Linked DNA regions of Homo sapiens: region 1 is linked to region 2. Evidence: chromatin loops called from intact Hi-C (ENCODE). Cell type or tissue: left lung. All regions are shown on one strand. Each heading gives the region's core, and the rest is flanking DNA. Links, peaks and the distances in the headings are about the cores only.

Region 1 (10,722 bases), core at 1,105-9,104, 140 kb after region 2:
TGATCCGCCCGCCTCGGCCTCCCAAAGTGCTGGGATTACAGGCATGAGCCACTGTGCCAGGCCGATTACTCTAGCTTTGTAGTAAATTTTGAAATTGGGAAATGTGAGTCTTCCAAATTTTTTTTTTCCAAGATTGGTTATTCTATCTCCATATGAATTAGGATCATGTTTCCAATTTCTGCAAAGAAGTCAGCTGGAATTTTGATAGGGATTATGTTGAATCTGTAGATCAATTTGGGAATTAGTGTCATTTTAACAATATTACATCTTCTGATTCATTAACATGGGATATCTTTCTGTATATGTAGGTCTTTTAAAACTTCTCTCAGGACTGTTTTATCACTGTCAGAGGATAAGTTTTGCACTTCTTAAAACCAAGTAAGCTAAGTTAGCAATTCCCAAAAATTATATGAGATGGTAACTCCCGAAATTCTGTGGCATAACAAGATTATTTCCTTAATGGCAAGCATATTCTGGCCCCAGAATAATTTAGAATCAAGTATAGAATTCAAGAGAATCAAGGCTGCAGCAGTAATACTTTGAGTCTATACCCTTGTGTATATTTGGCTTAAATGTTTTAGGAGAATTGGCCTTTGAAAATTTAAGATATTTGTTATTTCAAAATAAAATGTGTAATCAACTAATACAAAGCAAGTTTTGTACTTTTTGTTGAATTTATTACTAAGTATTCTTTTTGATGCAATTGTAAGTAGAAATATTTATTTATTAAGAGATAGGGTCTTACTGTGTGGCCCAGTATGGCCTTGAACTCCTGGGCTTAAGACATCCTCCTGCTGCAGCCTCCTGAGTAACTGAGATTACAGGTGTGCACCACCTCGCCTGGCTCAGAATGGTTTTCTTAACTTCATTTTTAGATTGTTCACTGTGAATATATCGAATTACAATAGTTTAGGCTGGGCATGGTGGCTCACGCCTGTAATCCTAGCACTTGGGGAGGCTGAGGTGGGTGGATAACTTGAGGCCAGGAGTTTCAGATCAGCCTGGCCATCACAGAGAAACCTTGTCTTTACCAAAATCACAACAAATTAATTAGCTGGTTGTGGTGGTGCATGCTTGCAATCCCAGCTACTGGGGAGGCTGAGGTACGAGAATTACCTGAACCCAGGAGGTGGAGGTTGCAGTGAACCGAGATAGTTCCACTGCACTCCAGCCTGGGCGACAGAACGGTTTTTGTATGCTTCAACCTTACTGAACTCATTTATTCATTCTGATATTTACTTTAGTGGATTCTGTATGATTTTCTATATGCAAGATGCTGTCATTTGCAAATAGAGATAGTTTTTCTTTTTTTGTTTCCAATCTGAATGTGTTTTATTTCATTTTCTTGCCTAATGCTCCTCATTAGTTTTCAATGTTGCATAGTATTTTATTGCATGGACGCACCATAATTACTTTTACCAATCTCTTATTGATGGACATGAAGGTTATTTCCAAACTCTTGTGGTTATAACAATGCTGTAATAGATAACCTATTACAAAGAACAGTTCTCAACTCTTTTGGTCTTGGGACTACTTTACCTATTTATGTATAAGTTTCAAGTTTGGGCTTAGAAAGAATTTAATAATCATGCTAATTTTGTTTTGTTTTCTTTTTTTTTACTCCTGGACCCAAGCGGTCTTCCCACCTCAACCTCCCAAGTAGCTGAGACTACAAGGGTGAACCATCACCCTGGGTAATTTTTAAATTGTTGGCTGGGCACAGTGGCTCACGCCTGTAATCCTAGCACTTTGGGAGGCTGAGACAGGCAGATTACCTGAGGTTGGGAGTTCAAGACCAGCCTGGCCAACATGGTGAAACCCTGTCTCTACTAAAAACACAAAAAATGAGCCAGGTGCAGTGGTGCGTGCCTGTAATCCCAGCTACTCAGGAGGCTGAGGCAGGAGAATTGCTTGAATTCAGGAGGTGGATGTTGCGGTGAGCTGAGATCGTGCCACTGAACTCCAGCCTGGGCGACAGAGCAAGATTTCATTTCAAAAAACAAAAAGAAAAAAATTTTTAAAAATTGTTTTGAAGAGATACGGTTTCCCTATGTTGCCTAGGCTGGTCTCATGCGATTCTCCTGCCTTGGCCTCCCAAAGTGTTGGGATTATAGACATGAGACACCACAAATTTAAACAAGGACTTTTTTTATTTTTTAAAGAGATTACTTTTTCTGAGTAAACAAGGACTTTTAAAACAAGGTACTAAAAATCTGGCTGGGCGTGGTGGCTCGCTCCTGTAATCCCAGCACTTTGGGAGGCTGAGGTGGGCGGATCACGAGGTCAAGAGATCAAGACCATTCTGGCCAACATAGTGAAACCCCGTCTCTGCTAAAAATACAAAAATTAGCTAGGTGTGGTGGTGCACGCCTGTAGTCCCAGCTGCTCAGGAGGCTAAGGCAGGAGAATCACTTGAACCCGGGAGGCAGAGGTTGTAGTGAGCCGAGATCTCACCACTGCACTCCAGCCTGGCAACAGAGTGAGATTCCGTCTCAAAAAAAAAATTTTTTTTAATAAATAAATAAATAAAAATCTTGAAATTTTTATTAGGTCCTGGTGTTTCTAATTTTAATATGATTTAGTTCTCAAGTGCTAGTTAATACTTCATTAATCAGCCAGATGGAAGTGGGGATACTATGGAAACAGCATAGGCAAAGCTTAAAGATAAATGAGACCATGGTTTGAAAATATAGGGTGGCATGCGCTTTGGTTCAAGGCAATTTGATCATCACAACAATTTGGCTTAAACAGCACTTTGGTTGAAAATGAATATCCCCTAGTTATGTGTTTTTCAAGTATTGGTCATTTTGGTATATCATGAGTTGTTTTGCAAACTTTTGTGCCAAAGTTTTCAGGAAAACTTTCTAATATTTGCTTTTGTGTTTCTAACTGATTTTCAGAGAAGTTGTAATTTTGATGTTTTTTCCTTTTAGTGAGCATGCTTTAACAAAAAACAATAACAGAAACTGTGTCAAAGAAAAGGACCTGTAATCTTCAGGGTTTGTAGTCTTTTTCCTCTTAAAAAACCCTTTTCCTAATTAATGGCAGTTACATCTGCATGGCTGGTTTGGGTAAGTCTTCATTTTGTTGTATTGCTGAGTAACAGTCAACAAAGGTTTATCAACTCTTGGTTAAGGGTTCCTTTCATGTTGTGAGTAAACATGAACAATATAGGATCTTATCCTTTTAAGCTATCATGCAAGAAACATGTGAGGTCTCTTAAAAATTCACTGTGCTGGCCGGGCATGGTGGCTCACGCTTGTAATCCTAGCACTTTGGGAGGCTGAGGTGGGTGGATCACTTGAGGTCAGGAGTTCAAGACCAGCCTGGCCAACATGGTGAAACCCCGTCTCTACAAAAATACAAAAATCAGCCGGGCATGATGGCGGGCAGGTGCTTGTAATCCCAGCTACTTGGGAGGCTGAGACAGGAGACTCGCTTGAACCCGGGAGGCGGAGGTTGTAGTGAGCCGAGATTGTGCCACTGCACTCCAGCCTGGATGACAGAGCAAGACTCCATCTCAAAAAAGAAAAAAAAAAAAAAATTGTGCTGGCTGGGCTCAGTGGCTCACACCTGTAATCCCAGCACTTTGGGAGGCCGAGGCGGGTGGATCACCTGAGGTCAGGAGTTCAAGACCAGCCTGGCCAACATGGTGAAACCCCATCTCTACAAAAATACAAAAATTAGCCAGGCATAATGGCGAGTGCCTGTAATCCAAGCTACTTGGGAGGCTGAGGCAGGAGAATCGCTTGAACCCGGGAGTGAGCCGAGATGGCGCCACTGCACTCTAGCTTGGGTGACAACAGCAAGATTCTGTCTCAGAAAAAAAAAAAAAATTAACTGTGCTTATAAATGGGAGCTAAATTAGGAAAAAAATAAAAAGTAAAAAGAAAATGAAAATAAAAATTTAAAAAATATATTAACAAATTAACTGTACTAAGGTAGGATTCTTTTTTTTTTTCTTGAGACGGAGTCTTGCTCTGTCGCCCAGGCTGGAGAGGAGTGGCACAATCTCGGCTCGCTGCAACCTCCACTTCCCGGGTTCAAGTGATTCTCCTGCTTCAGCCTCCCGAGTAGCTGGGATTACAGGTGCCTGCCACCACGCCCGCCTAATTTTTGTACTTTCAGTAGAGATGAGGTTTCACCATGTTGGCCAGGCTGCTCTTGAACTCCTGACCTTGTGATCCGCCTGCCTCCGCCTCCCAGTGTTGGGATTATAGGTGTGAGCCACCACACCCAGCCACTAAGGTAGGATTCTGATCTCACCTGTATGTTATTTATTATGCCTCTCTTAATCTTTATTTTAAAATAGAGGTCAGGTTTTTTGTTTTCTTTATATATAAAGTATGGCACATTCAGTTGTTCATCATTCAAGATGCCTTGCCATTCAGCTCTGTTTAATGATGTGGACCACCCTCTAGAAAAGAAAATCTTTATCCTATCTTGAGCATTTTGGTTTTGAAAGTTTTAGATCAATTGTAATTTCGGTATGGTGTTAGAGGATAATAAGAAGGGAAGTGTAAGGTAAAAATTGGGGCACATCTATAATGCTGTTAAAAACAGACATAACTGAAAAATACACCAGAGAAGCAAAAAGTACCTTCTCCTTGACCATTCTAGAGGTGTTGCAGAAGAAACAGACTTTAGGTGAAGCATATATGTGAGTATAATTATGTTGCGCTTGCTTCTTAATGAAAGACATGTCAATGAAGGACTAGGCACAAGGTAGAGACGCTGATAATGTTGAGTCAGCTCAGGAAATTGGACCTGAAGTAAGAAGATAGAGATTCCTTAGGATGCCTTGACCCTCGAGTAGCAATATCCAAATAAAAATGGCTTAAAGGAAAGCCATAAACCAAGATAACATTATCTAACAAGAAGTCTGAAGGCAGGGCTTTTCCATTGACAGTCCAAGGACTCAATGATACCATCAGATACCTACTCTGCTCTTCTCTCTGTTACACATTCAGCCAGTTTGTGATATCTTTCCTAAGGGTTTTAAAAGGGCTTCAGCAGTTCCAGAGGTCACATGTAGCCATAACTAAGTTCTATGGAGAAACAGCAGTTTCCTCCTGTGCATATCCCGGTATTAGTGAAGAAACCTTTTCCAAAGGCCTGCCAGCTACCTTCAACTCTCTTAGACCCCAGTAGCTAGGATTGGGTTGGTTACATGCCACGCCCTGGCTGTAAGGGAGGCTACAAGGAAGACTTACTGGCACTTTTTGGCCTCTGAAGTACAGGCAGACTGTGCCAGCCAGGAAGAAAGGTAGAAAAGGAATAATTGGTTTTGTTTGTTTGTTTGTTTTGAGACGGAGTCTTGCTCTTGTTGCCCAGGCTGGAGTGCAGTGGTGGGATCTCGGCTCACTGGAACCTCCGCCTCCTGGGTTCAAGTGATTCTCCTGCCTCAGCCTCCCCAGTAGCTGGGATTACAGGCACCTGCTACCATGGCTGACTAATTTTTTGTATTTTTAGTAGAGACGGGGTTTCACCATGTTGGCCAGGCTGGTCTTGAACTCCTGATCTCAGGTGATCCACCCGCCTCAGCCTCCCAAAGTGTTGGGATTATAGGCATGAGCCACTGTTCCCGGCCAGAAGGAATAATTGTTAGACAACTCACAGTGTCTGCCATATTTGCCACAGAAAATAACTGACTTGCTCTCTGCTGTCTTACTGTGATAATATATTTTTTTAACGCAATTTACAAAAGGGGGGGAACATTCTTAAATTTGAAACTAGGAATTATGATATTTGCAGTTTCATATTGTATACAGTAAACAGTCTTCAAATTCTAGTTCTCCTTGAGATCTTATACAATGATAACAGTTTTAAAATTATGCCTTCTGTTTTTTGAACAGCTTTTTACTATTGACAGCTTTTAAGGAAGTAGTTTTCATGTTGTCGTGTTTACTCTCTTACTAGACAGGAAGACAGAACAGAAATCCATCCTCAACTTCTGGGGATAATCTGAGGATTATAATGAAATATCAGATGCTTAAATGATTTCAACAGACTTTTAGATGAAGTTGCCATTAGCACCTTGTTATCATCAATGTAACACATAGGCAAGTGGATTAAAATAAGAGGGCTAAACTGGCCTTTATGTTGAAATTAGAAGTTTCGTTGTCCTACAGGCAGAAATGACAGTTTCATTGGATTCTCTATGTTATAGTAATATATCAGAAGGATAGCTTGAGATGAGACTATTTTGAAGATACATGGGGTGGATATTCAAAGTGCCTTTTACATAGTTACTGTCCTCCACAGTTTCCCCATTAAATGTGGAATCCTTGTGATTGCATTCTTGGAGGGCCATCGAAAACTAGTGAAGCACAGAGAGACTATTTTTTTTCTATAGATATTAATCTAAAGCAATAATTGGCAAAAAAAAAAAAAAGAGATTTAAAATGTAGGATAAAGGCCAGGTGCAGTGGCTCATGCCTGTATTCCCAGCACTTTGGGAGGCTGAGGCAGGTGGATCACCAGAGGTCAGAAGTTCAGGACTAGTCTGGCCAACATGGTGAAACTCCATCTCTGCTAAAACTACAAAAACTTAGCTGGGCGTGGTAGTGCGCCCTTGTAATCCCAGCTACTGGGGAGGCTGAGGCAGGAGAATTGCTTGAACCTGGGAGGCAGAGGTTGCAGTGAGCCGAGGTCTTGCCACTGCACTCCAGCCTGGGCAACAAGAGGGAAACTCCTTCTCAAAAAAAAGAAAAGAAAAAAGAAAATAATATGGTGCTGTGCTATGGGATAATGGGGAATACCTACTTTATATAGGGTGTTCAGAGAAGGCCTTGAAAAGAAGAAACATTTAAACTGAAATTAAAGGCTGAGTTGAAGCAACCTATTAAAGAGCTGTGGGAAAGGCATCCTAAGTGAAGGAAATGGCGTGTGGAAAAACTGTGATACAGAAAAGACCTTGACATGTTTTAGGAATGGACAGAAATCCAGTGTGACTGTGGTTGTCCTAGTGGAGAATGTTGTGATTTTGGACAGGTGGATAAGCAGTCAGATCATATAGGCAAGTGCTTTACATTTTTACCTTTTGTGCAGTGGAAAACCCAATTGGAAGTATAGTAGGCATAAATTTTGTAGACTACATACTTAAATATACAAAGATGTAATTTTCTTTCTTTCTTTCTTTTTTTTTTATTTTTAGAGATGACTTTTTGTTTGTTTGTTTTTTGTTTTTTGAGGCAGTCTCACTCTGTCACCAGGCTGGAGTGCAGTGGTGCAATCTCAGCTCATGGCAACCTCTGCTTCCTGGTTTCAAGCAGTTCTCGTGCCTCAGCCTCCCAAGTAGCTGGAATTGCAGGTACACATCATCACACCTGGCTAATTTTTGTTTTTTGCTTTTTTGAGACGGAGTTTCGCTCTTGTTATCCAGGAGTGCAATGGCGTGATCTTGGCTCACTGCAACCTTCACCTCCCAGGTTCAAGTGATTCTCCTCCCTCAGCCTCCCAAGTAGCTGGGATTACAGGCATGCGTCACCACACCAGGCCAATTTTGTGTTTTTAGTAGAGGCGAGGTTTCTCCATGTTGGTCAGGCTGGTCTCGAACTCCGGACCTCAGGTGATCCGCCCTCCTTGGCCTCCCAAAGTGCTAGGATTACAGGCGTGAGCCACTGCGTTCAGCCTAATTTTTGTATTTTTTAGTGGAGACGGGATTTTGCTGTGTTGGCCAGGCTGGTCTTGAACCCCTAACCTCAAGTGATCCACCGCCCCTTGGCCTACCAAAGTGCTGGGATTACAGGCTTGAGCCACCATGCCCAGCCTAGAGATGAGGTCTTGCTATGTTGCCCAGGCTGATCTCCAACTCCTGGGCTGAAGTGACTCTCCCACCCCGGCCTTTTAAAGTACTGGGATTACAGGTGTGAGCCATTGTGCTTGGCCAACTTCATTTCTAAATAACTAAAATTTCCTTAGCTCTGTTTCTACTAGGTAATAGAGAACAATCCTGCTAAACAATCTTGCCACTTTAGGATAAAAAGTCAGTAGCTTCTGGCTTAACTAAATTAATTACATGTTAATCTAAACCCTTGGTAAATACTTGGTCCTTTTGGTAAATGTTCAGTTTCCTCACAGAGCCCACCCCTTCCCTTTTTTTCCCTATGGTAGATGGTATTGGTAGAGAAATCTTATAATTTTTCCTGGCATTAAGGGAGAGTCATCTTATCTTTGTGCTGTCCTCTGTCCTTCTGAGCCATTGCAAATGACTGGCTTGGTCTTGAATGGGATTGTCTGCCTCTGCCACTTCTGAGGATGATGTCCCTGCTACTACTGTAGCCCCTGGGCAACACATCTGTGCATGCTGGGTCCTCCTTAATCCCAGGCTGTTTTGGGTATACTGGCCCAGTGGTGAGTGCTGATATGCTTGGGACCCTAATAAAGCAGCTTTTCAGGAATATGGTTTGGGCATGTCATTGGCTATTATGCCTTTAGCAAGGCATGATATTGTATTAGGTGCAAGGTTTTACTAAATGGCTACAGTCCCTGGACCATAACTTGGGAAAGGGAAACACAATTATTTCCCATTCTGGGTCCTTCCCCACAAACACTGGAGATTTTTCTTACCCTTCCGCAAATAAGATTTTTTTTTTTTTTTTGAGACAGTTTCATTCTTGTTGCTCAGGCTGGAGTGCAATGGCTCGATCTCGGCTCACTGCAGCCTCTGCCTCCTAGATTCAAGCGATTCTCCTGCCTCAGCCTCCCGAGTAGCTGGGATTATAGGCGCTTCTACCACACCCAGCTAATTTTTTGTGTTTTTGGTAGAGACAGTGTTTCGCCATGTTGGCCAGGCTGGTCTCGAACTCCTGGCCTCAGGTCATCCACCCTCCCCGGCCTCCCAGAGTGCTGGGATTACAGGCGTGAGCCACCTCACCTGGCCCCTCAAATAAGATTTAGCTCCAGATAGGACAGGAGGCAAAAATTCTAAATTTACATCCACTCTTTCTTTTAACTCTTGTTTTTCTTTGAACTCTTCCCCCAAGTTTTTATGTCATCTTGATCAGTGTGAGAGAACTGTACTTATGTCATCACCTGCCTTTCCTCTGTGCTGGAGTCTACATGACAAATTCTGCCATGAAAGTTTTCTTGATTTGGTTGGTGATAGTTAAAATCACAGTTTTAGAATTTAAAAAGCTGTCTTGGCCGGGTGCAGTGGTATGGTTCTGAGGATTAATTTTATATACACACATATAAACACTCACACACACATTTGAGTTCAAAATGTATGTTACTACATTTTACAAAGGAATAAGTGATTTCATAGATTCTGTATCAATATTAAATCTTGGCTGGGTGCAGAGCCTCATGCCTGTAATCCCAGCACTTTGGGAGGCTGACACAGTTAAGATCACTTGAGCCCAGAAGTTTGAGACCAGCCTAGGCAACATAGTGAGACCCTGTCTCTACAAAAAATACAAAAATTAGCTGAGCATGTTGGCACACACCTGTAGTCCCAGCTACTCAGGAGACTGAGGTGGGAGGATCGCATGAGCCCAGGAGGTTGAGGCTGCAGTGAGCTATGATTCTACCACTGCACTCCAGCCTGGGCAACAAGAGAGAGACCCTGTCTCTCAAAATAAGTAAATAAATAAATAAAAAGTTCTCTTTTGGCCAGGCACAATGGCTCATGCCTGTAATCCCAGCACTTTGGGAGGCCGAGGCGGGCGGATCACAAGGTCAAGAGTTCGAGATCAGCCTAGCCAACAGGGAAACCCCATCTCTACTCAAAATACAAAAAATTAGCCGGAAGTGGTGGCGGGTGTCTGTAATACCAGCTACTCAGGAGGCTGAGGCAGGAGAATCACTTGAACCCGGGAGGCAGAGGTTGCAGTGAGCTGAGATTGCACCATTGCACTCCAGCCTGGGTGATGATGTGAGACTCCATCTCAAAAAAAAAAAAAAAAAGCTCTCTTTTCTCTTAAGCCTGTAGGTCTTATGATTGAAATTCTTAGCTTTCAAGAATTATCATTTTAATGGATCAAAGACCTAAATATAAGAACTGAAACTATAAAACGCTTAGAAGGAAATGTAGGTTTAAATATTCATGAACTTGGATCAGGCAGGTTTCTTAAATATGACTCCAAAAGTGCAAAAGAACAAATAGATAAATTGGACTTTATTAAAATTAATTTTTTTTTTTTGGTGAGATGGAGTTTTGCTCTGTTGCCCAGGCTGGAGTCAGTGGTGCCATCTTGGTTCACTGCAACCTCTGCCTCCCGGGTTCAAGCGATTCTCCTGCCTCAGTCTCCCAAGTAGCTGGGACTACAGGCGCGCACCACCACGCCTGGCTAATTTTTGTATTATTAGAAGAGATGGGGTTTCACCATATTGGCCAGGCTGGTCTCGAACTCCTGACCTCGTGATCTGCCCACTGTGGCCTCCCAACGTGCTGGGATTACAGGCATCAGCCACTGCGCCTGGCCCTTAAAATTAAAAATTTTTTTAAAGTTTTTATTTTTTTGAGACAGGGTCTCATCATGTTGCCCAGGCTGGAGTACAGTGGCGCCATCATGGCTCACTGCAGTTTCAACCTCTCTAGACTCAAGCGGTCCTCCCACCTCAGCCTTCTGAGTAGCTGGGACTGTAGGCATGTGCCACCACATCCCAGTAAGTTTTGTATTTTTTGTATTATAGAAATGGGGGCCAGGCACAGTGCTCACTCCTGTAATCCCAACACTTTGGGAGGCCGAAGTAGACGGATCACTTGAGGTCAGGAGT
Region 2 (10,722 bases), core at 1,410-9,409:
TTGGGGCTAAGGGAGCAATGTCTCTCCCACAACCAAGGGGGTGGGGAGGAAGAGGAGCAGCTCCCTCCTCCCTCCCGTCCACCGGGTCCTCTCATCCTCCCTTTCATCAAAAGGCGGAAGGTGGCCTGAGACTAAGGCGTGGAGCTTCCTTGGTCCTGAAATCAGAGCGGAGTGGCTGGATCCAGCCCGCCCCTCCCCCGCCCCCTGCTCCCCTTGCCGCCCCACCACCGAGAATCACCTGCACCTCCCAGCCCTGAGCAGAGTTGGGGGCAGGCGGGAATGAGGTTTCTCCATGGCCAACTGCTCAGCCACTGTTCCCCACGCCACTGCCACCAGACCCTCACTAAGGGGCCTCTTGCCCCTCCCTGGTCAAATCTGTTTTCAGGAAAGCACCCAACAAACCTGCAACTCAGAAGCCAAATGAGACCTATCCCAGGCAGGTCCGCTCTGCGATGGTGGCTCTCATACACCGCACAGAAGTGTAAGTTGGCCCCCCCCTCACTCCCTAAATCCATGTAGATGCCCTTAGCCAAACAGGTCTGGTGTGTGGGGGCAGGAGGGTGGAGGTAGGAGCATCTGGGGGCTGGGGCTGGCTCCAAGTGCTGCAGAGAGTTCACTATGAGCTCTGAAGTCAAACTCAGATCCTGCTCCTTAGCTGTGTGGCCTTGGGCAAGCCCCTCAGCCTCTCTGAGCCTCAGGCTCCTCCTCTGTAAGTGGGGCTGTTGGAGGGATGAACTGAGATACACGTGGCAAGGTGCCTGGCCCTGAGACTGGGGGCCCCGTAAACAGCACCTGCTGCTCTGACTGAGGGGCAGTTGGAGATGAGGGGGGACTTACAGGCCCAACACCTCATCAGCAGGATGGGCCCTGGCTCTGTACACATAGAATGTTGGAAAGCTATGTTCTGGGTCCAGTTGCAAGACCATCCTGCCCACTTGCTGGGTCGCTGAGGCAGAGCGCCCTGGACTGTGCTCTGGAGAGCAGGGGGCCGTCTCTGCTCACTGCTGGGCAGTCAGAGTCAGGTCCCCAGGGAACTCAGATCAAAATCTCAGGGCAGCCTTGCTGGGTCTCAGCTTTCAGAATTGATTTCTTTGGAAGAACAGGAGGCATAGCCAGGCCAGCTGGCAATGGCTTCAGCCACAGTCCCCCAGTGCCCCATGCTGGGTGATTGATGGTAGGAGCTGTGCCTCCCTGCCAGCCCCCCAAGCCCCATTCCCTGCCATGGCTCCGACAGGGAACTCCCTGCAATTCTTAGGTGGATCCTGAAACACCCAGTCCAGACTACTTTTTCAGCCTCACAGATGGCCCAGAGATAGATACTATTAGCCCATTTCACAGATGGGACCCCAGTGAGGTCTAGAGAGGCTCTGCTCTAGCTGAGCTGGGACTCAGATCCTACTCCATGACCTCTGCCAAGGTCCAGGCCCTCTTACCGTCCTACGGGGTCCTTGCCGGTGTCCTCAGCCTCTGCCTTCCAGACCCCAGGTGTCCTGGAGCTCTGCAGATCAGAGAGGCTAGTACTGGAAGCCTGGGCCCATGCCCCCAGCAGCCCCCAGCCCAGGGGGCCCCCAAGGCTGAACAGCAAGCTCAGGATCATCTTGGTGGTGGGGCAGGCTCAGCTCACACTCAGCCTTGGCAAGTAGCTCCAGAAACTGCTAGTGACGTTGTCTTCAAGTTAAATCTCAGGAGGAAAAGAAAATACGAGGACAACAAAGAGAGGAAGTGGCCTGGGCCGGCCTACCCGGTGGGTCTTGTCCTGCCCCCCAACTACCCTGGCTGGCCCCACAGGGGCCGCCAACCACACAAGCCAGTTCCTGTCCCTGAGGACTTGGCTCAGGGACTCTGGGAATGTGGTAGACATGGGGTGGCCCCACCAAATGCATCCTTATGGGAACCTGCTCCCTGGGAGCCATGAAAAGAGCGTGGACTTCGAGGTGGGGCCACAGGAAGTGGTCAGGTCCATCTCAGGGGACCTGCTGCCCATCCACACTGCTGGCCAGGAAATGGGGGGCAATTCATGCCTCCTCAGCACCTTCAGCACTGGGCGGCTCAAAGAAGGGAAGGGACTATTCTGGGGTCACACAGCATGCAGCCAGAGGCCAAGGCATGAGGAAGTCCTTCATTTCCCCACCCCCACCCACCTCAGATCCTCCAACCGGTTTCATGGCAGCCCAGGGTCCAGCGGCATCCAGGATGCTGGTGGGTAGCTGCACAGCCCAGGCCGCGGGAGGTTGGCTGCTCTCACCTAACAGGCCTATGTGGCCCTGACCCCTACCTAGGAAGCTGGGGACAATGGCCAAGGCGCCTCCCCTCTCTGTGCCTGTCTGTCCAGGTGCAGCATAGACACAGCACCCCTGGGGCCAAGAGCACCCAGCCAGGGCTGCCCCCATGGGTGGGCAGGGCAGTAAATGAATGAGGGACAGGTTGGGAGGTGGCCAGCCCCCTCCAGCCCATGGAGGGCACGGGGCAGGAGAGCTGGGCTGAGCCAGCAGGAGCCCAGGGAGCCTGGTCTCTGCCTTCCTATCCTGGAGGAAGGTGAGGCTGAACCTCCTTCCCTCCCTCCCTCCCTCCCCGCCCCCACTGCACGCAGGGCTGGCTGGGCTCCAGCTGGCCTCCGCATCAATATTTCATCGGCGTCAATAGGAGGCATCGGGGACAGCCGCTGCGGCAGCACTCGAGCCAGCTCAAGCCCGCAGCTCGCAGGGAGATCCAGCTCCGTCCTGCCTGCAGCAGCACAACCCTGCACACCCACCATGGATGTCTTCAAGAAGGGCTTCTCCATCGCCAAGGAGGGCGTGGTGGGTGCGGTGGAAAAGACCAAGCAGGGGGTGACGGAAGCAGCTGAGAAGACCAAGGAGGGGGTCATGTATGTGGGTAAGTGGGGCATGGCAGGGTGGGACAGTGTGGTGGCCAAAGGGTGAGTGCCCAGTTACCTTCGCCAGACCTTACTCCCCAGCCCCAGGGAGGCATTTTGGGAGGGGGCGAGGCCCTGGCTATCAAGGTGGGGTCTCCAGACCCTGGAGCACCCACAATGCCCTGTGCACACCTATGTGTGTTTGTCTTTGGCCTCCTCGGGGCCTCTGGGTGTCAGAGACCGCAGACAGGGCTGGCTACCTGTCTGTGCACGCACACACACATTCCCAAGCATACCAGCCTCCCCTGAGCCTGGAGCCCCTGAAGCCATGAGCAGCCTGTGCTCAGGTGGCCCCCACCCTCTCCACACGGGAGCGGCTACAGCCAGGTCACGGATCCCCTCCCTCCCCAGAGAGAAGGGGCAGGCTGGGGGATGAAACCTAGGCTCAGTGTTCCCTCCCCCGCATCCTCTCCTGGCACTCTCCAGAGGAGGAAGGGGAGGTCAAGCCAATGACTCAGCTCTGGCCCATCCTGTCCTGTTGCTGCTTCTGAGGCCCGGCCACACCCGGGCAGGGGCTGGACCCTGGGTCTAGCCAGTGTCCCTACCTCAGGCCTGCTCTCTCTTGTCCCCCACATTCTGTCCTGTCCCCTTCCCATCCATCCACTTCTTCCAGACACAGCAGGAAGAGGCCCTCTGAAGGGGCCGCCGGCCCCCAGACACCATCCTTACCCCCCCACCGACCCCACAGTTTGTCCAGCTGTTCTGTTGTGTTTGTCCTGACCGCCCCCAACACCTCGAGGGAGGTCTGGGCTGACAGCTCCATTTCCTCCCCAGGAGCCAAGACCAAGGAGAATGTTGTACAGAGCGTGACCTCAGGTGAGAAGCCCCAGGGCCAGGGGACACATGGGGGATAGGACCCCTGGGGCTCCTGCATCCTAGTGCTGGGGCTCAAACCTAGAGTCCTGCCTTACCCCCAACTGGGGTCCCAAGCCCTACAGACCCCTGCAGACCATGAGGCTAAACTAGGGTGGGCGTCTCCTTACCCCCACCAGCATCAGAGGTGCCCTGGAGTCAGAGGGAGCAGGGGAGGGTCCCAGCAGGGCCAGGGCTCTGAGCTCCTGGGAAGGGGCTGCGAGCCTGACTCCAGCAGGCCTGCCTTGGGGCTGGGGCTGGGGTGGAGGCCAGCCAGTGTCCTCCCATAGTGGCCGAGAAGACCAAGGAGCAGGCCAACGCCGTGAGCGAGGCTGTGGTGAGCAGCGTCAACACTGTGGCCACCAAGACCGTGGAGGAGGCGGAGAACATCGCGGTCACCTCCGGGGTGGTGCGCAAGGTGAGCCCCGGCCCTCAGACCTGCCCAGTCCTCTCCTGGGCCCAGAAAGGCTGCTGGGCGGAGGCGGCATCACTCCACTCCACACCCCAGGAAACAACACGGGGGGCTGCGGCTGGCTTCAGTTTCAGTACCCACTGAGCGCCGGCATGGGGTGGGGTCCATGCTTGCTGTTCGACCTGCATTCGGGTCTGGAATCACCACAACCACCCCTTCGGGGGACTTGGGAGCCCATCTCATAGACAAGGAAAGTGAGGCTCAAAACCACATCTTCCGGACGGCTCTCAGCACTTAGGAGACACCCCATTTTATAAGTGAAAACAGGATCCCACACGGTGACAGGCAGCCTCCCGGGCAGTGGTCACCAGGCCGGGGGCTGAGTAGCACCAGCCCCGCCCCCAGGGCCTAGCCTCCCTCCCTGGGCTGGGCGGGGCAGCTGCCTCCTGCTGGGAGCCTCAGGGAAGTAGCGTCCCCTAGTGGTAAGAAAGCAGTGCTGCTTCTGACCCTACCCTCTGCAGCTGCCTTTGTGTGTGTGTGCACGTGTGTTGAGTGAGCATGTGGGTGCATTTGTGAGAATGTGTGGGTGTACATGCGTGTGAATGTACACATGCGTGTGCGGCCCAATAGCAGACAGCACAGGAGCAGTGGGGCGCACCCCAGGGACGGGTGTTGGCTGGGTGAGCTGTCCCAGCACCTGTGACACAGCAAGCTCTGCTTTACGCATTGTACGCTTATTAGTTCATTTAATAGACACAAAATCCATGAGACGGTGTGGAAACTAAGGCCCAGAGAGATTAATGTGCCCAAGGTCCCATGGCTAGTTCATGTGAGCTTGGAATTCCCCTGAGCAGCCTGTACTCTGAGAGACCCTGTGGCAGTGTAAGTGGTGGCCTGGGCTAGGATTCCTACCTGGGGGTGGGGCGGGGGAGCAGTGTCCAGCTCTCCTACCTGCTCCAGGCCTCCTAGGTGGTGGAGTCTGAGGCTCTGAGCACTGAGAATCCCTGCGTTAGGAGTGGGTGGGTGGAAGGGTGGGGGCTGCCCTACTCCTCTTGGCTCTGGGGCGATGCCCAGGTGTCTGCTTCCAGGGCCAGCACAGGGTCTCCATGTCCTTGGAGCTGGCAGCCGCTCCCTCTCCTAGTTCCCCTTTCTCGTCGTATGACCTTGAGAAGCAAAGGAACCTCTCTGGGCCTCCGTGTTCTCATCTGCAAGATGGGGGTGAGAGTGTCGGCCTCCCTGGGCTGTGTGATGAGGCAGGGCCATGACCTCCATGAAGCAATTCTCCTGGTCTATGTGAGCACCCAGCAGAGGAAGGTGACCATCATCATCATCATCATCATGTGTCCCAGGCAGAACACATAGAGCCCCAGGGGGCTCCTCCCTCCTCACCCCCAGCAAAAGAGGCCCTGGGGTGAGGGTGCCCGGGCATTCCTTGTGAATCCCGGAGCAGGGCTAGTGAGCCCTTGGAGCCACCTCGAGGGAGACTCATTTCCTGGTGACACCCCAAAACCAGTCACGACTCATCTCCCAGTGAACTGTGAAAGGCCTCAGCAGGGACTATCTGACCACTCATACCCCTGGCCTCATCATCAGCCTTAGGGCAGCAGGACTCAGCAGGTGGCCACCTGCCCTGCCCCTGGATAGCCTGGCCGACTCCCGCCAGCACAGCACTGCCCTTTTATGCCCCACTCCGCCAAGGGGCAGGATGGCCCTGGGGCAACACAGAGGTGACAGTATCCCCGCCTCCCCCCCGTCCCCCGCCAGAGGCAGGTGCTGAGGCCAGAGTGCAGGGCAATCACCAGTGTGGTCCTACACACCCAGCTGTCATGATATCTCACGCAAGTGTCTGGCCGGCATGGAGTGCAGGAGATAGAAGATGGGAAGTGAGAGAGGACTGTGTAACCTCTGCTGGCCCTGACCAGCCTGAGCCCAGAGCCTGTCCAGGAGGCAAAGAGAGGGAGCCATGCTCCTGTGGACTGAAGTGGGCCTGAAGCAAGCCTGATCTGATGCCAACACACCCCACCACTTTGAGCTCGAAGGCCCTGAGCTGCATGCCAAGCCTCCCTGGCCTCAGAGTCCCTATGTGAACCCCAATCAGTCTTCCTTGTAGGGCTACTGAGGGTGGGGTCAGACCTGGGGCTTCAGGGGCCTCTGCCCACTCTAACCCCCACTCCACCCTACCCCACCCAGGTTCCTCATCAGTGAAGCCCAACTAGGGGCTTCCCAGAGACTGGGGACCAGCTTGAGGGGTGAAGCTGGGCTCCAGGGTACTTGGTGCCCCTGGAAGGCCTCGGCATCATCAGAGCCCCGGGTATTGTCTGAATTGCACGCCCCCAATACCTCCAGCCCCTCCAAGTACAACAAGGCCACGAGGGGCCTCTGCTCCTCCTTGAGGCCAGGGTAGACAAGGCCCTGGTTGCAGGGCAGCTAGGGGTCTCTGCATTCTCCACATGGTCTCATGCCCCCTTTTGTCCCCTACAGGAGGACTTGAGGCCATCTGCCCCCCAACAGGAGGGTGAGGCATCCAAAGAGAAAGAGGAAGTGGCAGAGGAGGTAGGAGCTGGGCTCCTGGGGTGCACCATGGGGGGTTCCTTGGTAGGGACCCCATCCCCCACAGACGCACTGCTTCCCTCCTGGGCTCCCAGGGCCCAGAGGGGCCTCCTGACCTTCCACAGCCCCTACAGGGACTGTGTACAGGGCTAACCCTGAACCTGAGTGGGAGGTCCCCCCACGGATGACCCCTCAGGCATGGGGCACAGAAGACAACTTTTCTCAGCCCACTCAGGGTGGCCCATTAAGGCTGGGGCCTGGAGCTGGGTGTGCAGGTCATTCTCTCTCCCAGGCCCAGAGTGGGGGAGACTAGAGGGCTACAGGCCAGCGTGGATGACCTGAAGAGCGCTCCTCTGCCTTGGACACCATCCCCTCCTAGCACAAGGAGTGCCCGCCTTGAGTGACATGCGGCTGCCCACGCTCCTGCCCTCGTCTCCCTGGCCACCCTTGGCCTGTCCACCTGTGCTGCTGCACCAACCTCACTGCCCTCCCTCGGCCCCACCCACCCTCTGGTCCTTCTGACCCCACTTATGCTGCTGTGAATTTTTTTTTTAAATGATTCCAAATAAAACTTGAGCCCACTCCTGCCATGCTTCCTCTGGGTGCTGTGTAGCTTGAGGAGGGGTCCCCAGGTCCTCCCAGGAACAGGAACGGGTTCAGCCTGTTGATAGGACCAGGTATCCTATAGGGACACACACAGGGCATTCATGGGACCTGCGTGAGCCTTCAGGAACACCCCCAACCCACCCATTGCCTTTAACATGGAGGAGGCAGCACTGCCTTCGGCTCCCCAAGACATTCGACAGGACTCACAGTCCCATCCACGGGGATAGCTTAGCTCAGCCTCAAGGTAGCCCCCGCCTGCCTGCTCTGAGTCCCTGAGGAACCCACTGTCAGCAGGAGGTGAAGATAGGCTCCTGGGTCTTCCCTCCATGTGAGTTCTGGGCTCCAGTGTCGCAAGAGGAACAGGGCCACCTAACATCCTCCCTGGGGCAGATGGTGACTTTCAAAGATGGAGAAGTCTAAACCTAGTGAGGATGAAGGGCATCCCACAGGAGAGACAGAAGGTGGACCCTGCGGCGCCTCCCACCTGGCCCCAGCCAGTCTCATGCTCCCCGCTGGACCTGGAGCTGGGTACCCCTTGCACCCCTCCTGCACCCAGAAGCCTGCCAGTTGCCACCAAAAACACAACAGCAGAGACGCACGAAGCCGCACCTTGACAGAAAAATAGTAAAAAGCAACAGCTGCTGAGGTCCTCACAGGCGTTGACTGGGCACTGTTCTGAGCACTTCACCTTATTTAATCCTCAGAATAAACCTCTCAGGTTGGAGCTGTAGATCCAGGTTTTGCTGAGACGCACAGGACTGGGCAGAAGCCCAGGTGGCTCCCCAGCCCTGCTATGGCTGCATGGACCCCAAGGTGCTTACAGTGGATTGCCCCCAACCCAAAGTTTCAAAACAACCCAGGGCTTGCTGGCCAGTGGCCTACATGAAAGGCTGTTTGCCCAGCCCACTCTGAACAAGCCTGCCGGGCACGACGCAAACCACCCATCATGTAGGCCACTGGCCAGCGTGTCCTGGGTTGTTTTAAAGCCTTGCATGCCGGGCGGGCTTGTTCAGACCAGGGTTCCCTGGGGATCCTGGCTTCCCCTTTGATACTCAGATGGTTTGGGCTCAAAGCATCTCAGTGCCTTGCCCCAGGCCTTCAGGCCTGGGTGTTGGAGCCAGAGCTTGAGTCCGTCCACATGTGACTTCAGACACTGCCCTGTCCACACCGCCTCCCCATCCAGCCTCTGCAGTGGATTCAAGGGCAGCCCAGGAGGCTGGGAGCCCAGTCAGACACAGCGGAGCCAGGCTGTATCTGTTGTCTGGCCATGGGCATCCACTGAGGAGGCAGAACGGAGCAGGGGGCTGCTGGTCTCCACATCCCCAAGCACTGCCATGGGCAGGCATGAAGGGTCTGGAAGCAGCTCAGGCCAGTCAGGGCTGTTCCTGCTCCCCAGCCCAGACATGTACACATTAAGCAGGCCTGTATGAACCCAGGAGGAGGCCACCTGGGGCCTGGGTGTGCCCGAGAGTCCCCTGGGCTGTGAGAGAAAGCAAGGAGGAGCAAGGCTGGTCAGGTGATGGGGGTGAGGGAGAGGGCACCTATGCCCGGCTCCCAGCGACAACCTGCCCCAGGTTTCAGGGCCCTCTGCCTCTGCTGGAGGAGCCCAGAGGGGTCCCTGCTGCCCCTACCACAGCCCCCCTACAACCCCCTCTCACATACACTCAGGGCTTGTTCCTGGACTCAAATGACAAACATCACCAGAAAGCCCCTTCCCAGCCATGGGCACTGGCAGTGCTCTTTGCCTTTGAAACCTCATGTGCTCTGCACCCTGTGAGGCTGCTTCTGACCTCCCTGCAGGAGCACGGTTGACTCCCCTTATCCACCAGGATACACTCAAGATGTTTCCAGCTGCCTGCAACCCCAGATAGTACCAAAGCCTACATATGTATCTTCCTACACGTACACATGTGCCTCCCTATGATGAAGTTTATACATTAGGCACAGTAATAGACTAACAATAACCAGTAAGAAAACGGAACAATTATAACAATATACTGTAATGAAAGTTATTTAAAACATGAATTGTTTATTTCTAGAATTTTCTTTTTTTTTTTTTTTTGAGACGGAGTCTTACTCTGTCATCCAGGCTGGAGTGGTGGTGCGATCTCTGCTCACTGCAACCTCTGCCTCCCAGGTTCAAGTGATTCTCCTGCCTCAGCCTCCCAAGTAGCAGGGACTACAGGCGTGCGCCACCACGCCCAGCTAATTTTGGTACTTTTAGTACAGACAGGGTTTCACCATGTTGGCCAGGCTGGTCTCGAACTCCTGACTTCAAGCTATCCACCTACCTCGGCCTCCCAAAGTGCTGGGATTACAGGCAGGAGCCATCACGACCAGCTATTTCTGGAATTTTCCATTTAACATTTTGGACCTTACCAATTGCGGTGCAGGGGCCAAGGGAAAACTTCCCCTTTACCCTCTGAAGGTTCACTGAAAAGTCAGCTCATGAAAGCAGAATAGAAATGGAATACACATTCATTAGCATGCAAGGGGAAATCAGAGTGACTGCCCCACCACGAAATGGGGTACAGATGAGCAATGGGGAAGTGTGGGTAATTTCAGGGGGCTAGTAAATGATTTTCAGGGGAATTCAGTGGGCTTGAAGAACATACAGTGGCCTGGGACAAAGTCTGTTGGGCTCACAGAGCAGACAACGGTTTGCAAAATCTGTCCAGGTATGTGAGCAGGCTTCAGTCTTTCTTCCTGTGACAGCAGTTCAGTCAGAGAAAACTCCGGGAAGGGACCAGTGGTCATTGTTTTCTTCTTTGGTGGGTCCAGACTTAAGGCAGATGAGGAACTTCAGAGAACAACTTCACTGTATGCTTTGGAAGAGACAAAGGGTTGGGGGGCCTGTGGGAGTCTGGTCGGAGAGACCTTAAGGCTTCTTCAGTTCAGAATGTCACACCACTATATTTCGGGGTATTGGTTTCTGAGCCCCAACAATGAGTAACTGAAACTGCAGAAAGCGAAATCACAAATTAGCTGGGGGTGGTGGCTCATGCCTGTAATCTCAGCTACTCAGGAAGCTGAGGCAGAACTGCTTGAACCTGGAAGGCAGAGGTTGCAGTGAGCCAAGATCCCGCCATTGCACTCCAGCCTGGGCAACAAGAGCAAAACTCTGTCTCCAAAAACAAAAAAAGGGAAAAAAAAAAGTGACACCACAGCAAACTGGGGCGGGGGTGGGGGAAACGGTAATGCGGTAATGCGCTCCCTCCTTCTGCCTCTCCTTGTCTGAGAAGCCCTGGTGCCCTGCACGCTCTCACAAGGTCCACTGCTGAGTCCTGGGCACCCTTCAGCCAATTTAATCTTCACACACACACTTTGGGGAGACGCTGTGATGTGATGGGGATGTTGAGGCTCAGAGAAGTGAGGGGCTTGCTCTAAG

What was found. Peaks named below come from ENCODE experiments on the same cell type or tissue, not always from the same donor. Only the 100,000 strongest peaks of a DNase experiment are listed, where the experiment ranks them.
Region 1: a loop joins it to region 2, with 2.0 times the contacts of the local background. A loop is called at or near these places in 14 of 110 quality-filtered maps.

What each region holds. Positions count from the first base shown.
Region 1 is chr10:87,100,715-87,111,436 of GRCh38, forward strand. The region is part of intron 2 of SHLD2 (shieldin complex subunit 2); the gene reads left to right. Among named protein-coding and RNA genes, the nearest start is that of SHLD2, 11 kb to the left of the region's middle. In left lung, for the core only: no CTCF peak of the experiment used is centred there; no DNase peak of the experiment used is centred there.
Region 2 is chr10:86,955,945-86,966,666 of GRCh38, forward strand. It overlaps MMRN2 (multimerin 2), which reads right to left and starts at 1,671. Exons shown (of 7, transcript NM_024756.3): 1 at 1,434-1,671. The coding sequence starts at 1,597. It overlaps SNCG (synuclein gamma), which reads left to right and starts at 2,655. Exons shown (of 5, transcript NM_003087.3): 1 at 2,655-2,874; 2 at 3,689-3,730; 3 at 4,057-4,184; 4 at 6,660-6,731; 5 at 7,021-7,314. The coding sequence starts at 2,754. The coding sequence ends at 7,041. It overlaps ADIRF-AS1 (ADIRF antisense RNA 1), which reads right to left. Exons shown (of 2, transcript NR_170185.1): 2 at 9,343-10,384. RefSeq lists enhancers at 2,945-3,544, 4,745-5,345, 5,946-6,545, 9,765-9,824, 9,895-10,214 and 1 more. In left lung, for the core only: CTCF peaks have their summits at 4,672 (motif pointing left) and 4,873; no DNase peak of the experiment used is centred there; H3K4me3 peaks cover 1,929 bases; H3K27ac peaks cover 3,228 bases; H3K27me3 peaks cover 395 bases.